4 separate regions of the Mus musculus genome follow, and regions 1, 3 and 4 are each linked to region 2. A link is a loop called in an ENCODE intact Hi-C map of the cell type or tissue named here. Cell type or tissue: left cerebral cortex. All regions are shown on one strand. Each heading gives the region's core, and the rest is flanking DNA. Links, peaks and the distances in the headings are about the cores only.

What was found. A loop is a pair of places that touch in the nucleus more often than their neighbours do. Peaks named below come from ENCODE experiments on the same cell type or tissue, not always from the same donor. Only the 100,000 strongest peaks of a DNase experiment are listed, where the experiment ranks them.
Region 1: a loop joins it to region 2, with 9 times the contacts of the local background. A loop is called at or near these places in 17 of 42 quality-filtered maps.
Region 3: it touches region 2 in a loop (6-fold over the local background); 2 of 42 quality-filtered maps call a loop at or near these places.
Region 4: it touches region 2 in a loop (5-fold over the local background); 9 of 42 quality-filtered maps call a loop at or near these places.

The regions. Positions count from the first base shown.
Region 1 is chr10:112,056,860-112,064,990 of GRCm38, forward strand. It overlaps Glipr1l1 (GLI pathogenesis-related 1 like 1), which reads left to right and starts at 3,330. Exons shown (of 5, transcript NM_027018.1): 1 at 3,330-3,648; 2 at 5,331-5,573. The coding sequence starts at 3,451. In left cerebral cortex, for the core only: a CTCF peak has its summit at 3,272 (motif pointing right); a DNase peak (open chromatin) is centred at 3,300.
Region 2 is chr10:112,156,747-112,164,877 of GRCm38, forward strand. Glipr1l3 (GLI pathogenesis-related 1 like 3) reads right to left here and starts at 3,581. Exons shown (of 5, transcript NM_001374031.1): 1 at 3,263-3,581; 2 at 1,822-2,064. The coding sequence starts at 3,460. Caps2 (calcyphosphine 2) reads left to right here and starts at 6,875. Exons shown (of 18, transcript NM_001310675.1): 1 at 6,875-6,942. In left cerebral cortex, for the core only: a CTCF peak has its summit at 3,635 (motif pointing left); DNase peaks (open chromatin) are centred at 3,616 and 4,838; H3K4me3 peaks cover 394 bases.
Region 3 is chr10:111,499,899-111,508,029 of GRCm38, forward strand. It overlaps Phlda1 (pleckstrin homology like domain, family A, member 1), which reads left to right and starts at 6,388. Exons shown (of 2, transcript NM_009344.3): 1 at 6,388-7,750. The coding sequence starts at 6,507. The coding sequence ends at 7,724. It also overlaps the pseudogene Gm5176. In left cerebral cortex, for the core only: a CTCF peak has its summit at 3,389 (motif pointing right); DNase peaks (open chromatin) are centred at 3,040, 3,369 and 5,663; H3K4me3 peaks cover 189 bases; H3K27ac peaks cover 341 bases.
Region 4 is chr10:111,977,814-111,985,944 of GRCm38, forward strand. Krr1 (KRR1, small subunit (SSU) processome component, homolog (yeast)) reads left to right here. Exons shown (of 10, transcript NM_178610.4): 6 at 1,278-1,334; 7 at 2,074-2,244; 8 at 4,988-5,065; 9 at 5,151-5,244; 10 at 6,726-8,131. The coding sequence ends at 6,868. Glipr1 (GLI pathogenesis-related 1 (glioma)) reads right to left here. Exons shown (of 6, transcript NM_028608.3): 5 at 7,965-7,991; 6 at 7,635-7,869. The coding sequence ends at 7,715. Among named protein-coding and RNA genes, the nearest start is that of Krr1, 9.2 kb to the left of the region's middle. In left cerebral cortex, for the core only: no CTCF peak of the experiment used is centred there; no DNase peak of the experiment used is centred there.

The sequences.
Region 1 (8,131 bases), core at 1,075-6,074, 100 kb before region 2:
AAAATCCAGACTGACCAAGGGAATACTAATGTCCCTCGTCTTGGTGATGTCCAGGGCGTCAATAATAAAGAGAGAGCAGCGTTGGGGGATAATGTCGACATTTCCACTCCCAATGACGGTGATGTATAATGCTCAAGTATTCTCCTGCTTTTTTACCACTAACTGGGAACTGGGTTTAGCCTTAATTCAGACAGCCTTGGCTCTGTCTGGACAGGTCCAGACAACTGACACCATTAACACTTTGTCAGCCTCAGTGACTACAGTCATAGATGAACAGGCCTCAGCTAATGTCAAGATACAGGGAGGTCTCATGCTGGTTAATCAACTCATAGATCTTGTCCAGATACAACTAGATGTATTATGACAAATAACTCAGCAGGGATGTGAACAAAAGTTTCCGGGATTGTGTGTTATTTCCATTCAGTATGTTAAATTTACTAGGACAGCTAATTTGTCAAAAAGTCTTTTTCAGTATATGTTACAGAATTGGATGGCTGAATTTGAACAGATCCTTCGGGAATTGAGACTTCAGGTCAACTCCACGCGCTTGGACCTGTCCCTGACCAAAGGATTACCCAATTGGATCTCCTCAGCATTTTCTTTCTTTAAAAAATGGGTGGGATTAATATTATTTGGAGATACACTTTGCTGTGGATTAGTGTTGCTTCTTTGATTGGTCTGTAAGCTTAAGGCCCAAACTAGGAGAGACAAGGTGGTTATTGCCCAGGCGCTTGCAGGACTAGAACATGGAGCTCCCCCTGATATATGGATATCTATGCTTAGGCAATAGGTCGCTGGCCACTCAGCTCTTATATCCCATGAGGCTAGACTCATTGCACGGGATAGAGTGAGTGTGCTTCAGCAGCCCGAGAGAGTTGCAAGGCTAAGCACTGCAATGGAAAGGCTCTGCGGCATATATGAGCCTATTCTAGGGAGACATGTCATCTTTCATGAAGGTTCAGTGTCCTAGTTCCCTTCCCCCAGGCAAAACGACACGGGAGCAGGTCAGGGTTGCTCTGGGTAAAAGCCTGTAAGCCTAAGAGCTAATCCTGTACATGGCTCCTTTACCTACACACTGGGGATTTGACCTCTATCTCCACTCTCATTAATATGGGTGGCCTATTTGCTCTTATTAAAAGAAAAAGGGGGAGATGTTGGGAGCCGCCCCCACATTCGCCGTTACAAGATGGCGCTGACATCCTGTGTTCTAAGTGGTAAACAAATAATCTGCGCATGTGCCAAGGGTATCTTATGACTACTTGTGCTCTGCCTTCCCCGTGACGTCAACTCGGCCGATGGGCTGCAGCCAATCAGGGAGTGACACGTCCGAGGCGAAGGAGAATGCTCCTTAAGAGGGACGGGGTTTCGTTTTCTCTCTCTCTTGCTTCTTGCTCTCTCTTGCTTCTTGCTCTCTCTTGCTTCTTGCTCTCTTGCTTCTTACACTCTTGCTCCTAAAGATGTAAGAAATAAAGCTTTGCCGCAGAAGATTCTGGTCTGTGGTGTTCTTCCTGGCCGGTCGTGAGAACGCGTCTAATAACAACATCACAGACAGAATCCAAAGTGTTTATTAGGCCTTGCAAATAAGAAACAGTTTCCACGGTGAAGAACGTTAAAACACACGTAGTGTAATAATAGCATGCGTGTTTCTTTATTTAGTTAACAAACTTTGACTGGAGGCTTAAAGTGCCTGTTTTAGATTTAGAGAAAAATCAGTAAAGAAGGGAGAGTCACCTTTGATGTGAAGGGCACAGCCTGGGGGGCAGGTCCTAGGGAAAAGGACATCAATTTAATTAGCAATTGAGCCAATGAGAAAAACGGGGCCTTCAGGTAGGAACTGCAGGAACATGACGAAAGATTTAAAAGCACATTCTGTGAAGGTAGCAAGGAGCACAAGAGACTAAGCAAGGAGTCACCCTGATAGATGCCTCTGGGGAGCACCCTTGTCAACCTGGTAGATACCTCTGAATGAAGAAAGGATACCCAAATGTGACCTGGGTGTCAGCTATGGTCAGATTACATAATGATGAGGCGTGGAGATATATACACAGGAATGGGTATGGTCCTATATGTCTGGCTGGATATGTAAGAATGTGCATATCTATATTTATATTGGAGTATGGAGTATAAGAAACTCAGTTTGCCTATGCGTGCGACACCACAGCAGTACACGTAGCAAGCCCCCATCAGCTGATAATAGACCACCAACATGTCCTTTCTATCTCTGTAGCGATTCTGTTAGGATACTTGGATTTGTTCTTGTTGGTTGTGTTCATGTGTTTCCTCGTTCATTTTTACTTAATATCTTAATTTGGTAACTAGTTTCATCAAAATAAGTTTTTGATTGCTTTGTTTGTGTGGTAAATTGTCTAGGGAAGAACACAGGGTAGGTCTTAATGTGTTAGCCTGAATTAAATGGCACTGTAATAACCTAAACATTAAATTAAACAACCTGAGTATGAAATATATTCATCTATAAATACTGAAAATATCACTAGACGTTAGAGGTAACGTGGGGTTTACTAGAGAATAACTGACAGATTTAAAGCATTAAACCAAATGAAGTTGACTTACACTTCATTTTCAATAGGGTGAGCAAGCAACATACTCAGTGCATAGTCCTAGTCCTTACAATAAAAATGATCTGGAATCTGCTAGTCATCGCACAGGGCACAGATTCTAAATTATCCCAAAGAAAGATTTTGACTAGAAGAAAACTACTTGGCTCTAATTTTCCACATGCCTATAGCATTTTTACTTTCCTAGGTAGTCACTGAGAAGGGAATTCCTGGATGTTTGACAAGGGAGTAATTGAAAAACCACAGGATGCCCCAGAGTTCGCCAATTGCCTCTTCCATGTTCCCATTATCTGGAGGAAGAGACAAAATAAGATGCAGTTTATTTTAAATAAATTTTTAAAAGCTAGACATGGAAAACAGAGTCTAAGAAACTCATAAGTTATTTGCATTTCTCTCCCTGTAGCCTGACAGGGTCTCAACTCTTGCCTAGCCTGGAATCTGCTATGAAGATCAGGCTGGCCTCAAACTCACACTTACAGAGAGCCTATTGCTCCTGCCTCTGTTCACTGAGCGCAGCGACTAAATCGTCTGCGACAATACATACAACAAACTCTTCTGTTAGCACAGGCCAGCCCCATTGTCAGAACCCTGTAGTGTTTTCACAATCAGTCTTTTCCCAGTCCAAGCACTCTCCACAGTGAGTCTGGGTTGGCTCTTCAGAAAGCTAGTTGGGTACTTCGAACCATGCACCAGAGGGCGCCTCAGGCTTTCCTCAGAATTTAAGGCTTAGCTGCTCAGAACGTGCCATGCTTCAGTCTCCATGGCAACACTGGCTGCCTTGAACACATTCCCCAGGCTAATGGGAAGACAGAGCCAGTTTAAAGTGTAATCTCTGTTCTTGCACATTCACTAGGGGTATCCACGACATCCTTCCATGGCCCTGAAGAAGAAACTTAATTTTTTATGGACATTAGTTCTGTATTTGATAGCCAGCAGACTGCCCAAGGCATTCGGCAAAGATCTTCCTAGGGTGCCAACTATCACGGATCCGAAATTTATAGATGCATTCCTCAACATCCACAATGAACTGCGACGCAAGGTCCAGCCCCCGGCAGCTGATATGAATCAACTGGTGAGAAAGAAAAGGAATTATGTTCAGAACAATGAGTTTATGCAGGGGAGGGAGATGAAACATGGTTTACCAAGACAAGAATTCGTTTTAACGTGTTAGTAGATGCATTTTTCCCCCTCAGAAGAAAAGAAAGAATCACCCTTGACTCCTTTTATGACAATGGAATTTTGAAAGTTAATTGCTTTAACCTCACGGGTCATTGTGCATGACATATGATAGTCATGGTCTATCTGGATAGGTAAGATGCAGAGATTTCCCTGATTTGGAAAATGGCATTGCAGCTCCATCTGTCGTTCTCGAGAAAGGCCAGTTAGGGTAAGACATTGTGGCTTATTTACAAATCATGTTCAAAATGTTTGTACAAAGCATCACAGATTATTGGTGGGGCCTGAAGCACTCCTGGCCTGACTGCTAGAGAGCAGAAGCGTTGTTTTAATTTTTTTCTTTCCATTTTTTATTAGGTATTTAGCTCATTTACATTTCCAATGCTATACCAAAAGTCCCCCATACCCACCCACCCACCCCCACTCCCCTACCCGCCCACCCCCCCTTTTTGGCCCTGGCGTTCCCCTGTTCTGGGGCATATAAAGTTTGTGTGTCCAATGGGCCTCTCTTTCCAGTGATGGCCGACTAGGCCATCTTTTGATACATATGCAGCTAGAGTCAAGAGCTCCGGGGTACTGGTTAGTTCATAATGTTGATCCACCTATAGGGTTGCAGATCCCTTTAGCTCCTTGGGTACTTTCTCTAGCTCCTCCATTGGGAGCCCTGTGATCCATCCATTAGCTGACTGTGAGCATCCACTTCTGTGTTTGCTAGGCCCCGGCATAGTCTCACAAGAGACAGCTACCTCTGGGTCCTTTCGATAAAATCTTGCTAGTGTATGCAATGGTGTCAGCGTTTGGATGCTGATTATGGGGTGGATCCTACATCTCATATCACCGAGAAGCAATGCAAGTCTGTTATATTCCTGGAATTCGCTCCTGTGCTCTAAAGGGGTGTCCTTCTCATAGGTGTTAATGATCTGTCGAAATCTTTACTACTTAAGGCATAAAAGGCTTGGGAGACACTTTAGAGAACGCGTCTCACAAGTTGCAGGCTTGACTGTGACATTACTTTGAGGTGGGAGGCAGCTGCCAAGGTTGAGGACATTGGGCTGGCATCCCTGAGACAAAAGGATTGCAAGAAGAATTTGAGTTGAGGCCTTTGTTGTTGCAGTGATACATACAACTGTCCTATTTTCTTACATTTCTGAGGGTACATTGTTAGTCTTTAGGGAGGTAGGGTTGATGAGGTGGGTGGCGTTGGTGAGGTGGGGACTGGGGAGGCAGGGTTAAGGAGGCAGGTTTGGAGGGGCAGACTTGGGCAGGGCCCCTGGGCTTTGCCCTGGTCACTTTCTGTTCCAGTTTCTTGTTGCTTCTTGTTCACTCTGAAGAAGCTCCTGATGTTTGCCTCATGATAGGGCAGGAACATGGTGCCAAGTAACCATGCCTGTCCCCTCTGAAATGGTGTTTCAAGGTAACTTCTTCTTCTGTTTCTTTCAGGTGTTTGCTTGTAATAAGAAAGCAGCTAAGACAACAAATAACAACAAAAAATTGCTTTTACTAAAGGGCTAAAGTTAACTAAAATTTGTAACCAAATATGTACTATTCAATTGAATATTTTTTAAAATTTTTTTTCAGTTTTGGGACCAGCAGCTGGCAAAACTAGCGAAAGCATGGACTAGAGAGTGCAAACTTGCCCATAATCCCTGTATCAAACAACGATACGAATGTCTTGAGGACTATGACTTTATTGGAGAAAATATTTATTTGGGTAGAATTGAAACCCAACCAGAAGATGTTGTTATTAATTGGTATAATGAAAGTAAATATTTTAATTTTGATTTTAATACCTGTTCTGAAATGTGTGGCCATTATACACAGGTATGTACTTGGCAAGTTATTAATTAGTTCTCTTGTTCACTTTAGTTATAAGCCAATCTTGTAATTTGTTTTAAATCCATAAAAAAAAAAAACCCTCCTCTTAATGGGGATTCCATGTACTGAGTATAGTTTTTCCAATCTTTGACAATGTGACTCTACTGACATTTTTTTTTTACATTACTTTCAAGAAATCTGCTGTGATCTCGTTTTCCCCACCTGCTGTTGCTTTTACGTCTTGATCGACTTTACACAAAGTATGTCAGGTGCCTTGGTCTTCACACATTCCTTGTGCTTTTGAATCTTGAGCTTTCCCCACACTAAATCTATAGATTAAAATACATTTGGAAAACATGGGTGGCTGTTTCTCACAATAGTTTTCTCTTCCTAGTTGCCTGCTAGTACAGTATGCTAGAACATACTGGAAGTATGTTCAAATCATGCCAGTTTGATGTCTCTATTATGTTTATGGTATTTTTCTCTCCCCAATCAATTTGATAACTTTACTACTGTGTCTTTAACCCATTATAGTTTCTTCTACATGCTAACACCCCACTAATTTGGTTTAGATTCCCTTTTTTCTTTTTGAAATTAAAATATGATGACATCATATTTCTCCAACCATTTCTTCCCTCCAGTCCTTCTATACCCCCCTGCTTTCTGGCTTCAAACTCATGACCTCCATTTCTTTCATTGTTGTAACATATGTATAGACACTCACCAAAGGTAAAATGTTCCAAGAGGAACTCTCAATTCTGAATATCTATGCTCCAAATGCAAGGCCAGCCACATTCATTAAAGCAACTTTAGTAAAGCTAAAAGCACACATTGCACCTCACACAATAATAGTGAGAGACTTCAACACCCCACTATCATCAATGGACAGATCCTGGAATCAGAAACTAAACAGAAACACAGTGAAACTAACAGAATTTATGAAACAAATGGATTTAATAGATATTTACGGAACATTTTACCCTAAAACAAAAGGATATACCTTCTTCTCAGCACCTTATGGTACCTTCTTCTAAATTGACCATACAATTGGTCACAAAACAGGCCTCAACAGATACAAAAATATTGAAATTGTCCCATGCATCCTATCAGATCACTATGGACTAAGGCTGATCTTCAATAACAACATAAATAATACAAAGCCAACATTCACGTGGAAGCTGAACAACACTCTCCTCATTGATACCTTGGTCAAGGAAGAAATAAAGAAAGAAATTACAGACTTTTTAGAGTTTAATGAAAATGAAGCCACAACATACTCAACTTATGGGACACAATGAAAGCATTCCTAAGAGGAAAACTCATACCTCTGAGTGCTTCCAAAAAGAAACTAGAGAGAGCATACACTAGCAGCTTGACAGGACACCTAAAAGCTCTAGAACAAAAGGAAGCAATTCACCCAAGAGGAGTAGACAGCAGGAAATAATCAAAGTCAGGGCTGAAATCCACATAGTGGAAAGAAAATGAACTATTCAAAGAATCAACCAAACCAGGAGCTGGTTCTTTGAGAAAATCAAGAAGATAGATAAATCCTTAGCCAGATTCACTAGAGGGCACAGGGACAGTAGTATCCTAATTAACAAAGTCAGAAATGAAAAGGGAGACATAACAACAACAACAACAACAACAAGAAATCCAAAAAAATTCATCAGATCCTACTACAAAAGCCTGTACTCAAGAAAACTGGAAAACCTGGATGAAATGCACAATTTTCTAGACAGATCCAAGGTACCAAAGTTAAACCAGGATCAGATTAACAATCTAAACACTCCCATATCCCCTTAAAGAAATAGAAACAGTCATTAATAGTCTCCCAACCATAAAAAAAAAAAAATCCCAGGACCAGATGGGTTTAGTGCAGAGATCTATCAAATCTCTAAAGAAGACCTAATTCCAATTCTCCTCAAACTATTCCATAAAATAGAAACAGAAGATACTCTATCCAATAGGTTCTATGAAGCTATAATTACTCTGATATTTAAACCACACAAAGACCCAACAAAGAAAGAGAACTTCAGATCAATTTCCCTTATGAAGATCGATGCAAAAATACTTAATGAAAGTCTCACAAACTGAATCCAAGAACACATTAAAATGCTCATCCGTCCTGATCAAGTAGCCTTCATTCCAGGTATGCATTATATAGAAATCCATCAATGTAATCCACTATATAAACAAACTCAAAGACAAAAACCACATGATTGTCTCATTAGATGCTGAGAAAGCATTTGACAAAATCCAACACCCCTTCATGATAAAAGTATTGGAAAGATCAGGAACTCAAAGCCCATACCTAAACATAATAAAAGCAATATACAGCAAACCAGTAGCCAACATTAAACAAATTGAAGAGAAAAGTGAAGCAATCCAACTAAAATCAGGGACTAGACAAGGCTGCCCACATTCTTCCTACCTATTCAATATAGCACTTAAAATCATAGCCAGAGCAATTCGACAACAAAAGGAGATCAAAAGGATGCAAACTGGAAAGGAAAAAGTCAACACATCACTATTTGCAGATGATATGATAGTATATATAAGTGACC
Region 2 (8,131 bases), core at 1,154-6,153:
CCCATCTGGTCCTGGGATTTTTTTTTTTTTTTTGGTTGGGAGACTATTAATGACTATTTCTATTTCTTTAGGGGATATGGGATTATTTAGGTCATTAATCTGATCCTGATTTAACTTTGGTACCTTTTATCTGTCTAGAAAATTGTACATTTCATCTAGGTTTTCCAGTTTTGTTGAGTATAGGCTTTTGTAGTAGGATCTGAAGATTTTTCAGATTTCCTTAGGATCTGCTATTATGTCTCCCTTTTCATTTCTGATTTAGTTAATTAGCATATAGACACTCTGCCCTCTAGTGAGTCTGGCTAAGGGTTTATCTATCTTGTTGATTTTCTCAAACAATCAGCTCCTGGTTTGGTTGATTCTTTGAATAGTTCTTTTTGTTTCCACTTGGTTGATTTCAGCCCTGATTTTGATTATTTCCTGCTTTGTACTCTTCTTGGATGAATTTGCTTCCTTTTGTTCTAGAGCTTTTAGGTGTACTGTCAAGCTGCTAGTGTATGCTCTATCTAGTTTCATTTTGGAGGCACTCAGAGCTATGAGTTTTTCTCTTAGGACTGCTTTCATTGTGTCCCATAAGTTTGTGTATGTTGTGGCTTCATTCTCATTAAACTCTAAAAAGTCTTTAATTCTTCCTTGACCAAGGTACCATTGAGGAGAGTATTGTTCAGCTAACACATGAATGTTGGCTTTGTATTGTTTATGTTGTTATTGAACATCAGTCTTAGTCTGTGGTGATCTGATAGGATGCATGTGACAATTTCAATATTTTTGTATCTGTTGAGGCCTGTTTTGTGACCAATTATATGGTCAGTTTTGAAGAAGGTACCATGAGATGCTGAGAAGAAGGTATATCCTTTTGTTTTAGGATAAAATGTTCTGTAGATATCTGTTAAATCCATTTGTTTCATAACTTCTGTTAGTTTCACTGTGTATCTGTTTTGTTTCTGTTTCCAGGATCTGTCCATTGATGAGAGTGGGGTGTTGAAGTCTCCAACTATTATTGTGTGAGGTGCAATGTGTGCTTTGAGCTTTACTAAAGTATCTTTAATGAATGTGACTGCCCTTGCATTTGGAGCATAGATATTCAGAATTGAGAGTTTATCTTGGAAGATTTTACCTTTGGTGAGTGTCTACACATATGTTACAACAATGAAAGAAATGGAGGTCATGAGTTTTGAGCCAGCAAGCAATGGGGTGTAGAAGGACTGGAAGGAAGAGGGATGGAGAAATATGATGTCATCATATTTTAATTTCAAAAAGAAAAAAAAGGAAACTACCAAATTAGTGGGGCATTAGCATGTAGAAGAAACTATCATGGGTTAAAGACACAGTAATAAAGTTATCAAATTGATTGCAGAGAGAAAAATACCATAAACATAATAGAGACATCAAACTGGCATGATCTGAACATACTACCAGTACTGGTAGCAGGCAACTAGGAAGAGAGAACTATTGTGAGAAACAGCCACCCATGTTTTCCAAATGTATTTTAATCTATAGATTTAGTGTGGGGAAAGCTCAAGATTCGATAACACAAGGAATGTGTGAAGACCAAGGCACCTGACATACTTTGTGTAAAGTCGATCAAGACGTAAAAGCAACAGCAGGTGGGGAAAACGAGATCACAGCAGATTTCTTGAAAGTAATGTAAAAAAAATGTCAGTAGAGTCACATTGTTAAAGATCAGAAAAACTATACTCAGTACATGGAATCCCCAATAAGAGGAGGTTTTTTTTTAATGGATTTAAAACAAATTATAAAAAGATTGTCTTGTAACTAAAGTGAACAAGAGAACTAATTAATAACTTGCCAAGTACATACCTGTGTATAATTGCGACATATTTTAGAACAGGTATTATCAACAAAATTATAATCTGTATTTTCATTATACCAATTATTAACAACATCTTCTGGTTGGGTTTCTATTTCACCCAAATATATATTTTCTCCAATAAAGTCATAGTCCAGAAGACATCCATATTGTTTTGAAGTACAGGGATTATGGCCAAGTTTGCACTCTCTAGTCCATGCTTTCGCTAGTTTTGCCAGCTTCTGGTCCCAAATCTGAAAAAAAAAAATTCAATTGAATAGTACATATCTGGTTACAAATTTTAGTTAATTTTAGCCCTTTAGTAAAAGCAATTTTTTGTTATTTGTTGTCTTAGCTGCTTTCTTATTACAAGCAAATACCTGAAAGAAACAGAAGAAGAAGTTATTTGAAACACCATTTCAGAGGGATCAGGCATGGTTACTTGGCACCATATTCCTGCCCTATCATGAGGCAAACATCAGGAGCTTCTTCAGAGTGAACAAGAAGCAACAAGAAACTGGAACAGAAAGTGACCAGGGCAAAGCCCAGGCCCTGCCCAAGTCTGCCCCTCCAAACCTGCCTCCTTAACCCTGCCTCCCCAGTCCCCACCTCACCAACGCCACCCACCTCATCAACCCTGCCTCCCTAAAGACTAACAATGTACCCCCAGAAATGTAAGAAAATAGGACAGTTGTATGTATCACTGCAACAACAAAGGCCTCAACTCAAATTCTTCTTGCAATCCTTTTGTCTCAGGGATGCCAGCCCAATGTCCTCAACCTTGGCAGCTGCCTCCCACCTCAAAGTAATGTCACAGTCAAGCCTGCAACTTGTGAGACGCGTTCTCTAAAGTGTCTCCCAAGCCTTTTATGCCTTAAGTAGTAAAGATTTCGACAGATCATTAACACCTATGAGAAGGACACCCCTTTAGAGCACAGGAGCGAATTCCAGGAATATAACAGACTTGCATTGCTTCTCGGTGATATGAGATGTACAAGCATGATTGTTAAAAATTAAAACAACGCTTCTGCTCTCTAGCACTCAGGCCATGAGTGTTTCAGGCCCCACCAATAATATGTGATGCTTTGTACAAACATTTAGAGCATGATTTGTAAATAAGCCTAACGATGTCTTACCCTAACTGGCCTTTCTCGAGAACGACAGATGGAGCTGCAATGTACCATTTTCCAAATCAGGGAAATCTCTGCATCTTACCTATCCAGATAGACCATGACTATCATATGTCATGCACAATGACCCGTGAGGTTAAAGCAATTAACTTTCAAAATTCCATTGTCATAAAAGGAGTCAAGGGTGATTCTTTCTTTTCTTCTGAGGGGGAAAATGCATCTACTAACACGTTAAAACGAATTCTTGTCTTGGTAAACCATGTTTCATCTCCCTCCCCTGCATAGACTCATTGTTCTGAACAGAATTCCTTTTCTTTCTCACCACTTGATTCATATCAGCTGCCGGGGGCTGGACCTTGCGTCGCAGTTCATTGTGGATGTTGAGGAATGCATCTATAAATTTCGGATCCAAGATACTTGGCACCCTAGGCAGATCATTGCCGAATGCCTTGGGCAGTCTAGTGGCTATCAAATACAGAGCTAATGTCCATAAAAAATTAAGTTTCTTCTTCAGGGCCATGGAAGGATGTCGTGGATACCCCTAGTGAATGTGCAAGAACAGAGATTACAATCTAAACTGGCTCTGTCTTCCCCTTAGACTGGCGAAAGTGTTCAAGGCAGTCAGTGTTGCCATGGAGACTGAAGCATAGCACGTTCTGAGCTTCTAAGCCTTAAATTGTCAGGAAAGCCTGTGGCGCCCTCTGGTGCATGGTTCGAAGCATCCAACTAGCTTTCTGAAGAGCCAACCCAGACTCACTGTGGAGAGTGCTTGGACTGATTGTGAAAACACTACAGGGCTCTGACAATGGGGCTGGCTTGTGCTAACAAAAGAGTTTGTTGTATGTATTGTCGCAGACGTTTTAGTCGCTGCACTCAGTGGACAGAAGCAAGATCGGGTGGCTCTCTTTAAGTGTGAGTTTGAGGCCAGCCTGATCTCTATAGCAGATTCCAGGCTAGGCAAGAGTTGAGACCCTGTCAGGCAGGCAGAGAAATGCAAATAACTTATGAGTTTCTTAGACTCTATTTTCCATGCCTCGCTTTTAATAATTTATCTAAAATAAACTGCATCTTCTTTTGTCTCTTCCTCCAGATAATGGGAACATAGAAGAGGCAATTGGTGAACTCTGGGGCATCCTGTGGTTTTTCAATTACTCCCTCGTCAAACATACAGAAATTCCCTTCTCAGTAACTACCTAGAAAAGTAAAAATGTTATAGGCATGTGGAAAATTAGAGCCAAGTAGTTTTCTTCTAGTCAAAATCCTTTTTTGGGATAATTTAGAATCTGTGCCCTGTGCGATGCCCTAGCAGATTCCAGATCATTTTTATTGTAAGGACTAGGACTATGCACTGAGTATGTTGCTTGCTCACCCTATTGAAAATGAAGTGTAAGTCAACTTCGTTTGGTTTAATGCTTTAAATCTGTCAGTTATTCTCTAGTAAACCCCAAGTTACCTGTAACGTCTAGTGATATTTTCAATATTTATAGATGAATATGTTTCATACTCAGGTTGTTTAATTTAATGTTTAGGTTATTACAGTGCCATTTAATTCAGGCAACACATTAATACTTACCCTGTGTTCTTCCCTAGACAATTTACCACACAAACAAAGCAATCAAAAACTTATTTTGATGAAACTAGTTACCAAATTAAGTTATGAAACAAAAACGAACGAGGAAACACAGGAACACAACCAATAAGAACAAATCCAAGCATCCTAACAGAATCGTTACAGAGTTAGAAAGGACATGTTGGTGGTCTATTATCAGCTGGCGGGGGCTTGCTATGTATACTGCTGTGGTGTCGCATGCATAGGCAAACTGAGTTTCTTATAGTCCGTACTCCAATATAAATATAGCTATGTGCATTCTTACACATCCAGCCAGACAGATAGGACCACGCCCATTCCTGTGTATATAGCGCCTCTTCATTATGTAATCCGACCATGACTGACACCCGGGTCCTTAAACCTTTCCTCATCTTCCTGCACTTCCTACCTGAAGGCCCCATTTTTCTCATTGGCTTGATTGCTAATTAAATTGATGTCCTTTTCCCTAGGACCTGCCCACCAGGCTGTGCCCTTCACATCAAAGGTGACTCTCCCTTATTTACAGATTTTTCTCTAAATCTAAAACAGGCACTTTAAGCCTCCAGTCAAAGTTTGTTTACTAAATAAAGAAACACGCATGCTATTATTACACTGCGTGTGTTTTAACGTTCTTCACCCACCCACCCACCGTGGAAACTGTTTCTTATTTGCAAGGCCTAATAAACATTTTGGATTCTGTCTGTGACATAAGAGGCAGCGATAGACAGGCTTCTGTGCCTTACTTCTAATCTTTGGTGTATTAGCAGATTCCATGGGCTCAGCATATTCTGAATGCAGGGAACACTATGCAAATAAATGTTGAAAGTAAAACATAAACTTCAAAGGAAAATGTAGTGGATGCAGGCAGCTCAGGGGGTGAGAGTCTACAGCCTGAGTTTGAATCCCCAGCACCCCCATCAACTCCATGTATAATACATATGCTCACCTCTAACCCCAGCATTGCGGGAGAGGAGCAAGCAGGCAGGTCCTAATAAGTTTTATGTTTTTTTTTCTTTCTTTCTTTTGTGACAAGGTCTCATGTAGCTCAGCCTGTTGCCCTTCAACTTATTACATAGCTGCGAATCATCTTAGACTTCGCAGCCTCCTGCCTCAACCTCCTGAGTGCTGGGATTGATCATCATATTAACTTTTTGAAGTTGTCAGGGGTCAAATCATCTTCCTTAACCATGCCAGGCACCTGAGCTGTGTCCCCACCCCAGAGTTCCTTTTTTTAAAAAATTTGGTTATTTTATTTATTTACATTACAAATGTTACCCCCCTTCTTAATTTCCCCTCCACAAACCTCCTATCCCTTACCCTCTCCTCCTGCCTCTATGAGGGTGCTCCTGCACTGACCCACCTACCCTCTCTCGCCTCAGGGCCCTAGCTTTCCCCTACATTGAATCATCAAGCCTCCACTGGACCAAGGGCCTCCACTCTCACTGATGCCTTACAAGGCCATCCTCTGCTACATATGCAACTGGAGCCATGGACCCCTCCATGTGTACTCCTTGGTTGGTAGTTTAGTCCTTGGGAGCTTTGGGGGTGTCTGGTTGGTTGATATTGTAGTTCTTCCTATGGGGTTGCAAAGAGTTTACAGTTTTAAAACCCACAAAATATATTTGAAATTTGAATGTGAAACTGTTTAAAATGTGCCTGTTTTGGAGAAAGTTGATTTTTCAAAAGATATTAAAATTTTAGAATCTTAAGCCTCAAAATATTTGCAGATCTGAGATTGCATTGAAAGATACCACTTATTGTTATTGGCGTAGAGTTGTACAACTACTCAAGCTAACATTGTCCCTTTATGGACAGGTAGTTGAGACCCAAAGATGTTGCAAACATAGGTAAGATTTTGGTGGGAAAATTGGTGATAGTCTGGGATACAGGATATTTTTATGGTTGTTTTCTCCTCGAATATCAAATTGGACTCTGGACATAATGGTAGTTGCTCTGTGAAATAATGTTCAAAGGAATTCCACTAAATGAATGATCCACTGTGATCCTTGCCGGGTTTTGCTGGTCTCCTGGTGCAGGAGAAGCCTGCTGTGCATGAGTCCCCTACTGTAGTCCAGGCCAGGGTTTATCACACCTCAGATTTGAGCTCTTGGTCTGGGAGGCTACACTTTAAAAAAAAAAAAAAGAAAGAAAGAAAGAAAAGAAAGAAAGCCTTTGGACTCCAGGTGGGTTTGTCTGCTAGTGTAGGGGTGTTTGTCCAGACTGTAGAGGCAGCCAGAGGAGTGGAAGGATTAGAGTACAGATTCGGGCCCAGAGGTGGAGTCAAAGTCCCTTTTATTACTGGGGAAGTTGGAGAGGGCCAGGAGGCCTAGGGAACCAACTCCAGTTGCCTAGCAACCAGAGACTCTGGTCTAGACTGTTGTGTTTTCTGGGACCTGCTCCTGAGTTTGCCAAGGGTAAGCTTTCAGAAGGAAGTTCTTGGTGGAAGGAATCACCATGGTTTATACAGCTTCCAGTCCTTCTATTTTCGATTTGGGGTGTAAGGAGCTAACACTATTAGGTCAAGTCAGCTTGCCTTGCTCCCTAGTGTGGCCCTGAGTCCTGGAAAAAGGAGCTAGTAGATTCCTTTGGGAGCACTCCAGGTACTGTAAAGTAAGCTTTAAATTGAATTAGGAACGACTTTGTGTTCAGTTTCAGACCTTGGGTGGATTGTCACCACGGACTCAAGGTGGACTCAGTCCCTGTCCCTCACGAATTTAAGTACTGAACTGTATTTATTAATCGCTTCCTTGTTTATGAACTGGATCAGATGTCTTTCCTTTCATGTGTGTTCTGACTTTGCATGAACAAATTCAAAGCTCGGGATACACTTACCAGGAGTGAATAGCTGGAGTTGGAAGTGGTCCCTGTTAAGAGACAAGGAGGGAATGAAGCCTTCGTGACTCAGTGGTTAAAGGCACCAAAGACATTAATCAACAATAGTAACTACCTCCTAGCAACAGCTCTTGCTGATCAACACAATTTGGTGAAAATTATTCTGGTGCTGATTAAAGTAACCGCCTTCCCCCCCCCAACAAAGCACACGAAAATGTTGAGATACTAAATAAATACTAAGCTAAATAATAAGTAAGCTAAATACTGATCAGACCTGGGTATGCTGAAGCTCTTTGTAAAGTCCATGAGGGTGGGCACCATAGGCTGACTGAGAAAAATTAATTTACAATAAGGGTCTGGAGGAAGACGCAGTGTCAGAAAAGTCGCTAGCCACATAGATAGTGCAAAGGCCACCAGGCTTTGGCTTGGAAGCACATTCATGCCAGCTCCAAGCTCCTAGGCAAAAACAGTTAGAGTGCTCCTTCCTTTGAAGATAGAACCTCATGTGTACGCTTAACATTCCAAAAGTCAAAATAAAAACATGTAAAATTTTGAGGACAGATAGAGACTTCATTTAACAAGCAGAATTTATATACATATATACTATTACATAATTATTACGATTTATACAAAATTACTAATTATACTGTTGGTCGGATTTTTGTTTGTTTGTTTGTTTTATCTCTTTTGTTTTGGAGACAGGGTTTCTCTGTGTGGCCTTGGATGTCCTGGAACTCACTCTGTAAATCAGGGATTCGCCTGCCTCTCAGC
Region 3 (8,131 bases), core at 1,214-6,213, 660 kb before region 2:
TGGGAACAGTGATCAAAAATGCAAGTGACAAGCCCAACATTTATTCTGTGGTTTGGTAGAATAATTTCTGCCTCGATAAAAACTTGGGGTAGGGATAAGTCGGGAATCTGGCATTTGGCTAAAGGAACCAAACCAGTGTTCCCAAGGGGAGGTCCTAGGAGAGCGAGCCTGCGTGTGACGGCTCAGGACAGCCTCAGTGCGCAAGGATGTGAGGTGGTGATCCAGTTTGTGCTGCACTTCATATGTTTAAAAATATTAAATTTCAACTTATTTTTTTTAAACACATGATCACAGGCTTGATGGGCAGTGCTTTTGGCTTTGTATATAGTAGACTACATTAAGGAGGCTTCAAGTTTTTCAGGCTCATTATAGTTCTCATTTCTTAAAAGTGCTGGCTGACTATCGTTGAGAAACTTCTTTTCTTGAAGTGGGGAGTGAATGCTATTTAGAAATGTAGCCTGGGTGGGCCTGGAGGGATGGCTCAGTAAAAAGTGTTTGCTGCTCTTGCAGAGGACCTGATCCTTTTCCAGCACCTACACAGGGTCTTTGCATAACTCCTGTCCAAGGGAGATGGCAGATACCCCTCAAGCATACAGTCGTTAAAGCATAGTCTTTAAAACAAAACAAAACAAAAAAAGCAGCCTTTGTGCTAGGTAAGCTTTTTCTTGGGAGGTTTTAAGGTGTCGGATAGTACATTACAAATACAGACTTCTGGATTGTCCCCTACCCTCTAAATGGTATTTGTTGACATCTAGGAAGTTCCTCTGTTAGAATAATAAAAATTTATGCAAACTCGAATAATCTGTACCATAATGCTTTTAATGGCCAGGTATAAACACACAAGATTGCAGTACATTGAGCTCCATAGAGACAGCGCTTGTGGAAGAAAAAAGTAGATCCTAAGAAGCCAAAAGGCAAAATGTCCTCATGTGTGTTCTTTATGCAAACCTGCCAGGAGGAGCACAAGAAGCACCCGGATGCTTCTGTCAACTCAGAGTCCTCCAAGAAGTGCTCAGAGAGGTGGAAGACCATGTTTGCTAAAGAAAAGGGGAAATTTGAAGATATGGCAAAGGCTGACAAGGCTCGTTATGAAAGAGAAATGAAAAATTACATTTCACTTCCATCCCCCAAAGGGGTAACCAAAAAAGAAGTTCAAGGACCCAGTGCTTCCAAGAGGCCTTCGCCTTGTTCTGTTCTGAGTACCGCCCCAAAATCAAAGGCCAGCATCCTGGGTTATCCATTGGTGATGTTGCAAAGACACTAGGAGAGATGTGGAACAACACTGCAGTGGATAACAAGCAGCCCCATAAGAAGAAAGCTGCCAAGCAGAAGGAGAAGTACGAGAAGGATATTGCTGCCTACAGAGCTAAAGGAAAACCTGATGCAGCGAAAAAGGGGGTGGTCAAGGCTGAAAAGAGCAAGAAAAAAGGAAGGTGAAAAGGATGAGCAAGACAAAGATGATGGGATGAATAAGTTGGTTTTAGGACAGTTTTTTTCCCCCCTGTCTATAAAGCATTTAATCCCCTGTACACAACTCACTCCTTTTAAAGAAAAAAAAAAAAACTGTAAGTCTGTGTAAGATTTGTTTTTAAACTGTACAGTGTCTTTTATTTTTGTAGTTAACACACTACTGAATGTGTCTTTAGATAGCCCTGTCTTGGTGTGGTATTTTCAATAGCCACTAACCTTGCCTGGTACGGTCTAGGGGTTGTAAATTGGTATGGAAATTTAAAGCACGGCACAAATTATGTATGGGGACAGTTTTTTTTCTTTTTCTTTTTTCTTTTTTTTTTGGTTTTATCTTTTTTTGTTTGTTTTGTCTTCAGTTGTCTCTGATGCAGCTTATATGAAGATAATTATTCTGTTAACGGAATACCACTCTGATTGCAAAAAAAGCAGCTGTTTTGTTGACATGTTGACTGCTAAGTAAATACAACTTTTTTATTAAAAAAAGATACATCATAAGTGGGTAACATGATTAAACTTGGGCTTTGGAGCCCACCTCCCATTTGTGAGCAATAGTCAATACTTAATACCTGACATTAATATATCTAGAACCTGATGTAACTGGATTTGTTTGTTTGTTTGTTTGTTGGTATCAAACAAGTATATTTAAATTTGGTTGGTTTACTTTGTGAGCATACTTTGGAAGATCTTAGGTGGTTCTAAATTTTTTACTTCGTGGTTTCAAAGGCCAGAGTCTTGCTAGGTAACGGGGGCATAAGTACACATAAATACTATTAGACTGGGTAATGGCACAAAAGCCATGGCCCTATTGAAAGCTTTCCATGTTTGCTACTTTCAGTTTTAAGGTGAGTTTAGCTTAGCCTGTTTCTGTGTAATTTCTTTGGTAGTATCCTGAGAAGACAGAAGGAAAATAAAGTCAGTTCCACTGTCCTATCGTCAGCCTGACACCGATAGTCTCCTGGCCTGTGACACTATCTTCTGAGATGCCTATTCTGTGTGTATCAGTCCTGTGTGATTTTGGACTTAGTACTTGATGTTTTCAGTATCATGCGGAGGTTGGTTGTTCAAATGGATAAAAAAACACAGAGTAGAATCTGGTATGAATTGGGAAAGAATTTATAATGACAGTAATAATTGCTGCCATTTAGATTGAAGAAAGCTTAAGCAGTTACTTGGGTGTTTAGTGAAGTGCAGTTTGTTAACTTTTTTTTGAAAATTCCCATTGTGTAGGTCTGACTGGCCTGGGCCTCACTGTGTAGAGCAGGTTGGAAACTCCCAGGTCTCCCTGCCCCCAGGAGCTGCACACCGAGGCATGCCTGGTGCTGGTCAAACTTTGATAGGAAATAAAATTAGGAAGGGATTAGCTGCAGCCTAAGGTGAAGTTTTAAAGCTTTGGGTGACAAAAGGTTGCAGGGTTTGGGAAAGGCAGTGGCGTTAGCATTGCTTGGAGGCCGTTGAATGCTGTGCTGCCCAGTATTCAAGGCAGCCGCCTAGAGCTCCAGTTTGAAGATGCCAGATGCTGATGTGTTCTGTGCCGTGTGCAGATGCACTTCGACTTTCACCTGCCTACCCCTTCTGAAGGGTTGCCTGCAAGGAGTGAAAACTAAAGGCTAGTTTGCAGGGGCTGAGAGTCTCATGGGGGTCCGGGTAGAAGGTAATTAAAAATCTTCTCTAGTACTTGGAGCTGGGCAGGTGGGCTAGAGATGAGTATTTACAAGGCCCTAGGTCCCATGGCCAGCATAAGAAAAGGGAAAGAAAAGGTGCTATGGGCACTGTTTGTTCCATGAAACAGAACGCTGGCAGGGTGGGTGTTGCCAGAGAGCAAACCTCAGTCACTGTAGGTGCTGTTAGGTGATTTAAGATTTACCTCCTTTGAACGCCTCTTGAGGCGTTCAGGTGCACTACATAAACTGGTCACTAGGGGGCATCAGCTCATCAGCCTGTACTGCAAAAAGCTATAGCCCTGAGAAGTCTATTAAAAATTAATAGACTTTAGAAGTTAGAAATTAATTTTTGAGGGTTCCCCCCAAGAAAACTAGGAAATAGTTGGGAAATCTTGGGTTTTATCAATGTGGGTGGGACTATTTGTGTTTTAAACACTGATAAAATACCTGATAATTTCATTGTATAGTAGCTTTTTAACTTTTTTTGTGCATATAGTGGGGTGGCAAGTATGCCATAGCCTTTAAGACCAGCAACTGTAACATCTGAGCCATTTTGTCCACTCTTGTTACTCTTGCAGGCATTGGGATGCTGGTATAGGAATACCTAACACTATTGCTAAAAAACTCCAAGCCCCATGGGATTCAATGTATATGGTAATTAGGGAATAATATGAGTCAAGTTTAGTGCGTGCTGTAGTACGTTTTAAAGATACACCAAGTGCAGATAGGGTTTGCTGGCTAGGTACTGAGAGGAAAGAATGGTGAAAGGCACGTGTTCTCAACGCATTTGCAATCTTTATGACCCATGTGTTGAAGTAGTTAAAAAAAAAAAAAAACCTTGATGACACAGGAAACTGGGAAGCGAGGTCTGGGATTACGGCAGAACACAGCTTGTGCACGGAGCTGGTCTGTTGCCCACACCCGACCTTGCTTCCCTCCCTCCCGCCCTCTGAGCTGTCTAGGCCCCTTGTCCATCAGAGTGCAGGGTGCTGGTGATGAATGCATTCGTTCTCTGCTTGCCATGTAGGTGGTGTATTTAGAGTCCTCAGTGGGTGTGTCCTGAGTAGACATTTTCATGAAATTGGGTCCTAAGGCTTGGAGCTCTAGTGTCTAAACCAGTTCATCCCAGAAGACCTTTTGTATGTTTACTGATTCCTAGTTACATGGTAACTAGAGTTTTCTTTTCAGGGTCCTTTTAAGTAAAATATCCCATTTTCCGTGATCAGTTCTTAAAGTCAAAGGCGCGTTTATAAGAGCTACTGAGTATCAGGCGTTTATAAGAGCTACTGAGTATCTAGCTTGGGGAATCTGCTTCACTCTTTGGCAATAAGTACTTGGCTATGCCAGGAAGGTGGAAAACAGAACACCTTAAAAACAAGTTGAATGAACCATTAATTATGTAAAGGAAAACATTTTTAATGTTTCCTGCATTTTCTGACGATTTATCTTTTGAGGATTTTGTTTGTTTGTTTGTTTTCTTTAGGAAAAAGTCTCTCTAGCCAGTTAAGTGAGGTGGCAGTTGAAATAAACAGAGCAGAGTTTCAGGCTACAAAATTCTGAAACTTAAATTTCCAATAATGGAACTTATTGTGGTCAATGTACACATAGCTTACCACAGAAATACTAATTGTGAAACAGCCAGAGGGAATCAGGGAATTTTAAAGTCTTTAGTCAGAATGAAGTGAACACGTTGGAAATCTATGATGACTGGGCATTTGCAACTGTTTTAGGAAAAATAGTGCCTGGTAAACTGGGCTACAGTTCACAGTTCAGTGCTTTTCCAAATGGGATACCTTTCTCAACTATGCCTCTCTGTGTTGGCTACAAACCTCTACCTGGCTTTAGGGACTCTGGATACTATAAATGCACTTTCCAGATAACAAGAGAATGCTGTTCTGCTGAAAAAAGACAGCTGGTAGTATAGGAACTCTGGAGTGCTGACCTGTTCTACAGAGGTGGGGGAAAGAAATTAAGGTGGTTAGTAATCAGAATTACAAGTCTATTCTTGGTATACACAAAGATAATGCTTATGCATGATCACATTAGAAATCTTTACATTTGTTTTTTTGGGGGGGGGGGGGAATGGGGAACAAAAACGAAAGGCTGTAAAATGAGTCCAAATGTAAGACTCAGAATTGTTTTTTTTGAACTGGTCCATTTGATCAGAACCTTGGGTGAAGGTCCAAGAACTCTGTTTTCGAGAAGACATTTCTGTTAGCTCTCAGATTAAGTTCGAGTTTCATAGCACGACACACGAAAGACTTTGAATAGTTCATCCTCGACATTCTCTTCGATTGGATTCCTGATTCTTCCTGGCGGTGTGGCAGCAGCCCTTGTCTGACCAACAGCCTGTTTTGTCCTATCTCCTTATGGTGAGAGGAGGCTTAGAGGTTATTTTCCCAAACTGGAGACTAGATCTGTGCTTTATAGTCTACCTTATCAGGAAAGGTTTAAAGGCAAGACGGAGACTAGGACTTTCCAGAGTCAGATTCCCACAGGTGTTTGTAGGACATTCGCCAAGGCTTGTGTGTATGACCTCCCAATGCTGGACATCTGCCTACCCTGCTACTGCTGTGGACTGCAAGGTCTGATCTAGAAGGAAACCCGAGGGCCTAGAGAGATGGCACTCCTCGCAGAGGTTCAATTCCCAGAACCTGTTCTAGGGATCTGCTGATTTCTGACCTGCGTTCTCATACAATACGTACTACACACACACAAGCAAAACATACACTCACAAAAACAAAAACCGCTTGGTGAGTCTGGCTATTTTGCCTGTGTTCTGTGGCAGGAAAGGAAGTCAAGAATGTATACCTGGAGTGAGTCCACCCTTATTTCCCTGTCACTACAAACTGGTAGCTTTATTGTTTTGCCTTAGCTAATTGCCCCCAGGAACAACTATTTATTTAATGGCTGAACAACACCAACAACAAAAAAGCTCGAAGCACTCTTGGGTTTTGTTCCCTGAGATGTTTACATAGCTATGGGGGGGGGGGGGGTAATGCCCGCTATGGAACTTCGTCCCCTAAGTTTTATGCCCTTGTCTGGAGTCGGCTCCGCGTTGACCCCAGGGGTGGCTCCCCAGGCCTGCCTGGATCTGCTACCCACCCCCGCAGCGGAGAGCCCACCTGCTAAGGAAGGGCCGGTCCGTGGGGGGATGGTTTTTCGGCGCCCTCTGGGCGTCGGCAGTCGCCGCCCGGCAGCCGCGGCGACCTCAGCGACCGCGTGGAGCCTCCAGGAGTTTCCAGAACCTGCTTCCAGGCGGCGCGGGCGGCCGTGGGCGGTGGGGCGGGGCGGGGGCGGAGCCGGCGGCGGGGCTGGGGCGGAGCCGGCGGCGGGGGGCGTGTCCGCGGCGGGCTCTGGGAAGGCCCCAAGTTAATGAGGCGTACGCCGGCTGCCGAGCGCCTCTCGGAGCTGGGTTTTCCCCCGCGGCGCGGGCGCCAGGAGCCGCCTTTTCCGCTGGGTGTCACTCGGGGGTGGGGAGGGTGGCCCATTGAAAAGCGCCGCGAGGGGCCCCGGCCAGTGCCCTTCAGTGAGCGCTCGCCGGAGGACGGCAGAGAGCAGCCCGCTCACGGCTCCGGGATCTTGTGGCGAGTCAGGACGCGCCTGTCCCTCTGCCGGGACCCCGAGCCACCGCCGCCGCCGCCACCGCTCTGTCTCCTGCGAGTCAGCCTTCTCTGCGCGCTCCGGGCGGGCGGCCGCGGAAGCCGCTGGGGCGAGGACGGCGCAGGGCTGCTACTGCTACCCCCAGCCGGAGCGTCTGGAAGCCTGAAGGCCGAGCGGAGCAGCAGCACCCCTTATGCCGGAAGGATGCTGGAGAACAGCGGCTGCAAGGCGCTGAAGGAAGGAGTGCTGGAAAAGCGAAGCGACGGGCTGCTGCAGCTCTGGAAGAAAAAGTGCTGCATCCTCACCGAGGAAGGGCTACTGCTCATACCGCCCAAGCAGCTACAACAGCAGCAGCAGCAGCAACAGCCCGGGCAGGGGACGGCCGAACCGTCCCAACCTAGTGGCCCCACCGTCGCCAGCCTTGAGCCACCAGTCAAGCTGAAGGAATTGCACTTTTCCAATATGAAGACTGTAGACTGCGTGGAGCGCAAGGGCAAGTACATGTACTTCACTGTGGTGATGACGGAGGGCAAAGAGATCGACTTTCGGTGCCCCCAGGACCAGGGCTGGAACGCCGAGATCACGTTGCAGATGGTGCAGTACAAAAATCGCCAGGCCATACTGGCGGTCAAGTCTACCAGGCAGAAGCAGCAGCACCTGGTCCAGCAGCAGCCTCCGCAGACGCAGCAGATCCAACCCCAGCCCCAGCCGCAGATCCAACCCCAGCCCCAGCCGCAGATCCAGCCTCAACCCCAACCCCAGCCCCAACCTCAGCCCCAACCTCAGCCCCAACCCCAACCCCAACAGCTCCACTCCTACCCGCATCCGCATCCTCATCCTTACTCTCACCCGCACCAGCACCCACACCCGCACCCGCACCCGCACCCTCACCCTCACCCTCACCCGTACCAACTCCAGCACGCGCACCAGCCTCTTCACTCGCAGCCGCAGGGTCACCGGCTTCTCCGCAGCACCTCCAACTCTGCCTGAAGAGGGCGGCACCCGGGCCACTCAAGGTAAGGTCCTGGCAACCTGGGACACCTAGAAACGTGCCAGCATGGCTGTTGGGAAGAGTAGGAAGCTTGTTGACCGATTTCGCTCCCGAAGCAAAGTTTAAAAAAAAAAATCGTTTCAAGTTTCTGGAGAGGTGGAAAGAAGATGGGCAAGCCGGAGCTTGTAGAGGCAGGGCGGGGAGAGAAGAGCCGGAGGAATTCCGCCAGGGAGCAGGGCACGGGGACCACCTACCCACCACCGTGGTGATCACTCTTGTTCAGTGCCATCCTCCTTTGGGCTGCTTTATTGTGTGCCTCCGCACCAACGTAAAGACCTTGGTGTCCTTCTGGGCACTCGGTCCTTTGTACTGGCCGGGAGGGAACAGGGTCTTGACTCCTGAGTCA
Region 4 (8,131 bases), core at 1,777-6,776, 180 kb before region 2:
TTGGTTTAGTGTTTTTTGTAGACATCTCTGCACCTTCTCAGATGTTGTGAGAACACCCATGGGACATAGCTTCCTGTCAGGTCCTGTTCTTACCGTGTTGAGCTGGATCTGCCTGTGTGGTTTGCCTCCCTCTTGGAATTCCCTTAGTAGGCATTCTGATGGCTTCTCTCTCATAAATTACCTACTCTTTTCTAGTGGAGCAATAATAACATCAAATACTTTACAGTTTTACATGTTTGGAAATATGGTACTTAATTCTTACAGTAGATCTGAGATATGGTTTTATCTCCATTTTACAGATATAAAGCTGAAATAGGAATATTAATCGACTCTTACGTGATGTGGTAGTCCCAGGGTTATTATTTATTATTATAATAACAATTACTATTTTTGCAGTGCTGGAAATCAAACCCAAAGCCTTGTGCACAATAGGCAAGCTCTCTCCTGCTGAGCTGTAGCCCCTATGCCAGGATTTGAACCCTCGTCTTTTGACTCTAAATCCAGCTGTCTTGCCCTAATCAGTAGTACCTGTAGGGCCTTGGGTACTTTGTTAGTTATTTACTGTATGGTCATAGTCATGAGACATGCTTTGTTTGAAACAGTTGACTGCTGTCACAGAAGATGGAGAAACCACTGAGAACAGTTAAAGTGTATCTGGTGTGGCCATAGACACTGATTCATGGGATCTGGTGTGGCCATAGACTCTGATTCATGGGATCCAGCGTGGCCATAGACTCTGATTCATGGGATCCAGTGTGGCCATAGACACTGATTCATGGGATCTGGTGTGGCCATAGACTCTGATTCATGGGATCTGGTGTGGCCATAGACTCTGATTCATGGGATCCAGTGTGGCCATAGACTCTGATTCATGGGATCTGGTGTGGCCATAGACACTGATTCATGGGATCCGGTGTGGCCATAGACACTGATTCACGGGATCCGGTGTGGCCATAGGCTCTGATTCATGGGATCCAGTGTGGCCATAGACTCTGATTCATGGGATCCGGTGTGGCCATAGACACTGATTCATGGGATCCGGTGTGGCCATAGACTCTGATTCATGGGATCCGGTGTGGCCATAGACTCTGATTCATGGGATCCGGTGTGGCCATAGACACTGATTCATGGGATCCGGTGTGGCCATAGACTCTGATTCATGGGATCCGGTGTGGCCATAGACACTGATTCACAGGAGAGTTTACAGGAGCTTACCCCTCTTCTGTCCAGTCTGTTGAAATCTTTGTGACCGCTTCATTTTTCTTTGTAAATTGCAGGTTCGAAAAGTAGTCCTTGATACCATGAAGAATATCCATCCAATTTATAACATTAAAGTGAGTCTTGTTTATACATTATTAATTAGTGATTGTCAGAGTTCTACTTCACAAACTGAAAATTAAATATTGTATGAAAATGTAATATGTAGAGAATTGGGGATAAAATTTGTCCCACCACTCTCTACCCTGGCCCTCTTTGGAGATTGTATCTCCCTCGTAAAATCTATGGAAAGAGACCCTGTCCTTCATTGTAGCATTCCAGTGCAGTGAAGAGAGGCCGCTCAGGACTGAGGATAGGCGGCATCAGTAGATTTTCTGCCTGTGTCAAAGTCTGGACTCTCAGGTTGCATGAAAGCTTCCTTTGGGAGTTAATGCTTGCACCGTGTGTGGGGAGACACTGATGCAGCCATAGTGTTGATGGGTGCTTGTGGGGGATGCGCTGACATTTCAGGAAGCTGCGGGTAAAAGTGATTTTAAATTCCTGGGACTTAGGATACCTCAGTTGCTACTGAAGGCTTCCCACTCACTGGAAGCAACAGCTAACTAAGCACCAACTCCCCCTGTTATTTAGTGGACGATGGCAGGGAAGCTGGGCTTCGCTTTCATATGATGTCTTCGTTTGATCTAGACTTAGAGTTTCTGGTATTTGGCTGGTTGTGCAGGCTTAGTTTCGTTGCAGTTGGTTTCATTCTGAACACGAGAAGCTTGTCCTTACTTTTAGAAGCAATGTGATGATGATGATGATAATGTATGAATTTTAAAATACATAGTTTTATTTATATGTATGTGCCTAAAGACCTTGATGATTAAACGGGAGTTGGCAAAAGATTCCGAGTTACGATCACAAAGTTGGGAAAGATTTTTGCCACAGTTCAAGCACAAAAATGTGAATAAACGCAAGGAACCGAAGAAGAAGAGTGTCAAGAAGGAGTACACGCCCTTCCCGCCCCCACAGCCAGAGAGTCAGGTCAGTGGCCAGCGGCGAATGCTGGGTGCGGGTGAAACTGCAGTATCCTGGGTTTGGAAACACTAGAGTTTGGGTTGGCTGTGGGTGTGCATGTGTTAGGACGTGAGAACTTGATAGCAAGGGTCGGGGAGTGGGCATCCCGTTGTGAGTAAACTGTGTTGGGGGAGGGGGTGTCAGGCAGCCAGGACCATGAAGCTAAAAGCTGCCTAGGGGTTTCACATTTTGACCACGTACTGTAAAGTCTTACCTCCACATGCATTTGTTGCCGTAGCTGTGAGCTGCAGGTTCCTTCCTTGTTTGTCAGCTGTCTTCTGGTCCTCTCCTTCACACACACAGCCAGGAGCCCCTCTCCTCTCCGCCTCTCTTTCTCATATGAACATTCTTTAGCCACACCCTCCCAGGAAAACTCAAATTAGAGTTAGGCAAAAAAATTAAAGTGGAGAAATTGGATTAAATTCACTAAAAGTTTGTGTCTCCAACTTCTGCTAGGCCTTAACTACGTTGCAGTCCTTTGTGTCCCCTTTCTGTTCCGTCCCACACCCGGCAGATCCCAGCATTGTACAGCTCTGGAATATTTGAGGTCATCAGAAAAGAGTTCCTTAGACTTCTCCTTGTCTCGCATTTCCTGACCCATGTAAAGTCTCTTTTTGTGCTTGAGTTGGAGTTCCACTTCTCTGGGATCTGGTTTGACTCTTCCCTTCTTTGCCTGTATCTCACAGTACTCAGTCTTTACTATGTTGTTTCTCATTTAAACATAAACCGTTTTCTGCCCACCGTCTTCCCTTCCTCATTGACCTGTGCTTGGGGTTTCAGGGAAACCCTTAAGGCCAGTGGCTGGGGCAGGGGTGTTAGTGAGAATGGTGTTCGTAGCAGTGGACATGCCCAGCAGTGGCATCATCTGTTCTGGGAAGGAAGGAGAGTGGGAGCCAAAGGAGCACCATTACATATCAGGGTTGTACCCTGCTCTTTATACATCTACAGCTCCTTGCTAAGTCAGGGATTGTGACTAAAGATCTGTCCTTCCATATGAACTTAGGATTGTCTCTTCCCATCTGTGAAGAACAGTAATTGCATTGACTATAGTTTGCTGTCGGTGACGTGGACATTCATCACTATTAATTCCTTGAATCCATTGACAGGGAAGATCTTTCCATCTCTATCTTCAGCCATTTCATTGGTGGTCTATAGTGTTCATTGTAGAGGTCTTGTGCTTTCTTACTAAGTTTGCTGGTGTGCACGCACGTGTGTGTTGAAGCTGGTTCTAGTGAGTAAGGTAGCTTCCCAGCATTCCCAGCCTTCTGCTCACGTCTCCCTGGATAACCATGAGTGCAGCCACTACCTTTGTAGATGGGTGTATGGTGTCATATATCAAAAGATTGGATGCCCTTGACTTTAGTAAATTTGTTACTGGGGATAGAAAAGCTAAGGGCTTTGACTGCTGATTCTGTATCTTCTCCTGGGTTCACTCATCAGTTTTCAATGTTTCCATGGCAGCCTTAGCATTTTCTATGTAACTGAATCCATAAACCGATGGACTGCCTACTTACCGGCCTCTGGTGCCGTGCTGACTGAAAACAGTCAGTTCTTGAAAGTTTAAAAGTTCAGCACTGAAGCCATTCGGTGGTCCTGGGCTTTTTCCCTTTTATTAGGAGACATACTCATTTAGTCTCTTTGTCACTGACAGATTTATAAACGCCTAGAGCATGTTTCCCTTCAAGTCTTATAATTGACATGTAGTTGTGTAATAACTGCTAGCGAACTTTTGTATTTAGTTAATGTGGGTTTTAATATTCCCCCTTTTCCTAATAGTTTTATTTGGGTCTTACCTCTTTTCTTGGTGAGTATTGGTCGTTGCCCTGTGGGTTTTTTGTTTTATATCTGACTAGTCAGGGATGTTGGCCCAGCAGCTCCACAGGAAAGTTGGTAGGAACCTTAGCACCCCCTTTGTGACACCCACTGTTCTGGGCTTTCTAATATTATAGTGCTTCAGTCTCTCTTGTTGATACCCCATGTGCCCAAAACAAGGTTGAACACCCATTACTTTGTCTCTTCTTTGTGAAGGGAGAGGCCCCGTAAGTTTCTTGAAACAGCAGTGCCTTGACTTGTGCTCACACCTCTTTGTGAGTAAGATATTTTATATGACCTGACTGTGGGTCCGTGTCCTCATGCCTAAGTGAGGTGATGACATTGACCTCAAGGGACTTTGAAGTGAGAAAGTACAAGAATTAAGACAGTGGCTTTGTTTGGGTCCCCTCTTCCTCTTAGCTTCTCCCCTCTCCTCTGTGACAGGGTGTAGTCCTGTAGCCCTGGCTGGCCTTGAGCTCTGTCCTCCTGCTTTACCCTCCCCGGGGGGTGGACCAAAAGCATGCACAGCCACACCTGGCCTGCACAGCCACACCTGGCCTAGAGCCTTTCACTGTTCTTTTGTGCCATAGCTTCTATCCTTTCTAAGATCGTTCTGCCTTCTTGGAGTCTCAGGTTCCCCCAGACTCATCTGATTGCTTTTCACACCTTGCTGACACTCTGACATTTGATCCTACCTGAATTAGTCAGCTGTGTGGGTCACAAACACGCCTTCTATCCTAGCTCCACATTTGCATTAACCTCAGTTTGTATTTACCTCTTATGTGACCAGTCACTAATTGATGCCACACTCTTCCTAACCCCAAGGACTCTGTGACTTCTTAGGGAATTCCCTTGTCTACATTATTTCTGGTCTAACTGTAAATACTGTTTCTAATAGATTGATAAAGAATTGGCCAGTGGTGAATACTTTTTGAAGGCGAGTCAGAAGAAGCGGCAGAAAATGGAAGCAATAAAGGTAAGGATTTTTCAGATTCCACGCAGCATCAACAGCACAGTTTGTTATCAGTTGTGTTTCACTAAGGCGTTTCTCACCGATGTAGGCTAAGCAAGCAGAAGCTCTTACAAAGAGGCAGGAAGAACGAAACAAAGCGTTTATTCCACCTAAGGAAAAGCCAGCTGTGAAGCCAAAGGAAGGTAAGAAGTCCGTGGTCTATGACAAACAACCCCAGAGTGCATGTCAGCCTCTAAGAAACAACGGGCTTCCTCGGCTGGGTTAATTACTCACGAGCCTAGGCAAAAGTGACCCTCAAGGTTTTTATAATCTAGGCGTGGCTGTCCTGGGCTGGGGTTAGATTCCTTATTGGGAAAGATGTAACCCCAGAGCCACATGTCATCTCTGTGAAGACATGCAAACATTGTTGCCACACTGGAGAGGCCTTTCCCAGCTGTGGCTTAAAAGCTCCTTTCTGTGTTAACACATACTTCTCATCAGCGTAAGGTCTTAATAATCAGCTGTCAAGAGGAGGGCTGGATAGATGGCCCAGTGGTTAAGAGCACTGACTGCTCTTCCAGAGGTCCTGAGTTCAATTCCCAGCAACCACATTGTGGCTCACAACCATCTGTAATGGGATCTGATGCCGATTTCTGGTGTGTGTGAAGACAGCTATAGTGTACTCATATAAGTAAAATAAATCTTAAAAAAAAAAAGATGAAAAGCTGTCAGGAGGAAAAACCTCAGGTCATCGCTTAACCACACCTGGCCTCATTCTGCTCTGTCCTCCATTTTCTTGACTCTGTAGCACTTGTCAGAGGAACTGCAAAGCCAACCTCAGCACAAGGAGGTGGGAAACCCACTTTTAAGTACTTTGGTAGCTGTGTAACCATCAATGATTAAAGATGTAGTTGCCCTATAGAGTGGAGGTTTAAAATATCTGTACCTCCAGTGTCTAGGCTGTTTGGATGGTACATTCTAAGTTTTAATTCTTTCATGCTAAGAAAAAAGTTGCATCCTTTTAAAATTGTTTTTTGTATTTAGTTCAGCCTTAAAATAGTTTGGCCTGTTAAGACCACTAGATGCAACCAGGCATGGTGGCGCACGCCTTTAATCCCAGCACTTGGGAGCTAGAGGTAGGTGGATTTCTGAGTTCGAGGCCAGCCTGGTCTGCAAAATGAGTTCGAGGCCAGCTAGGACTACACAGAGAAACCCTGTCTCGAAAAACCAAAAAAAAAAAGACCACTAAATGCTGTCACAGTTTATTACAGTTTTTACTAACAAAATCATGTTAAAATACTTCTAGCTTAATTTGATAAGCCTTGTTAGAGTTACTGAAGGGATCTCTCTATATTTATTTTTCATGAAATATAATTTTAAAATGCTTTGTGTGGAGTATGGAAAATTGGCTTCCTAATGAATAAAGTTCCAAAGTACAAAATTGTTTGTAATGTGTACAAATCACGTGACGTGTAAAGAATGAGTTTGACTGTGACTGAATTAAGTATGCTGTCAGCCATGGGGTTTCATCTGCATGGTTGTACTCAACTGGAGGGACCAACATGGGGTTTCATCTGTATGGTTGTGCTCAACTGGAGGGACCAACTGTTTTTAGATGTCTCTGTTTCATAGATGACCTTTAAAAATATAATATGACATTTGTGTCTGTTTTAAACTTCTGCAGCTTCTACCGAAACTAAGATTGATGTGGCTGCTATCAAGGAAAAGGTTAAGAAAGCAAAGACGAAGAAACTGGGCGCTCTTACAGCGGAGGAAGTTAAGCTCAAGATGGAGGCTGACGAAAAGAAGCAGAAGAGAAAAAAGTAGCATTGGGAAAAAATCCCGAACTTTCTAAGGTGTTTCCTTTTGTAAAGGATTTTGAGATGCGAAGGTTTTAGCTGAGTCAGACTCAGGAAATCATGACCAGTTTCCTTCTGTTTGTGGCCGTATGCTCTGTAAATATAAATACGTAGGAGGTAGATGCCTACGTGTACATTGTGCCCAACTGGTTCCAGGCAAGTTTTGCCTAGCTGTTTTAGGAATATCTGTTATTTTAAATTATATAGATTTTTGGAATGAGTCATCAAATCCAATGTTTGTTGCCATTGGTTGGTCTTCATAATACTCAGAACATTTGGTTTTGAGGAAAATACGTGCAAAATTTCCACTTAATTTCTTTTATTATTTTACTCCAGGATTTAAAAAACAACAACAGAAAATCCAAGGCCTCTAAATCAAATCTGTCACTGTTCTGAGTGAGGAAATGGTACCAGGAAAATGTATATGGGTATCTTACCCTGCAGTAAGCATGTGGGTCCCTTCTCCCACTGAGGCCAGAGGAGGGCATAGACTCCACTGGAACTAGAGGTGTAGGTGGTAGTGAGACAGTGTGGGGACTGGATATCAGACACTGGGCTTTGCAAGAGCAGCAAGAATTCTTGAGGGCAATTGGATTTAGAATTATCAACATGAGTATTACAGATCTGGAAATCTGAGATTTCCTGGGCGTGCGTTACTCGCTGCAGTCCTTGCTATGGCAACCTGGTCAGTCTGTATTCGTAATGCCGAAAGACAAGTTAACTCTGTAGACTTAGAAGAAATTCTTTTGACTGAGATTTTATTGAAAAGTTTTTAAATAGCCGCATGTGATTCAGTTGTCCCCCAACCACAGCTTTAGTCCAAAAGAACCAAGTTAGGATATTTGTGCTTTACCCAGATGGTAATTATAACAGACAGTAATAGGAGAACCGACTTAGCAATGAGAAAGAGAGATGTGTATCTGTTACGCAGGTATATAGGCCAGTCTGGATAATCGACAGAGTAGTAACCTGTGAAACGAAGAAGAGTGGACTCAGTTTCCCATGCTGTGCTAACCCAGCCTGCATAGTGCCCCGGGAAAACAGCTTAAGGTTTGCATACATACGTGAGACCTGGTCTCGTCGTGGGTTAACTGTAAAACCAGAATTAAGAAAAAGTTAGGTGTAGGGGAAGCTGTGTTTCTAATTCTTTACAACCGTGACCTTGATTTGGCTTTAAGTACAATGATTTTCAAAGATCAGTCCAGTTTTGGCTGCAGTATCAATAAGATAT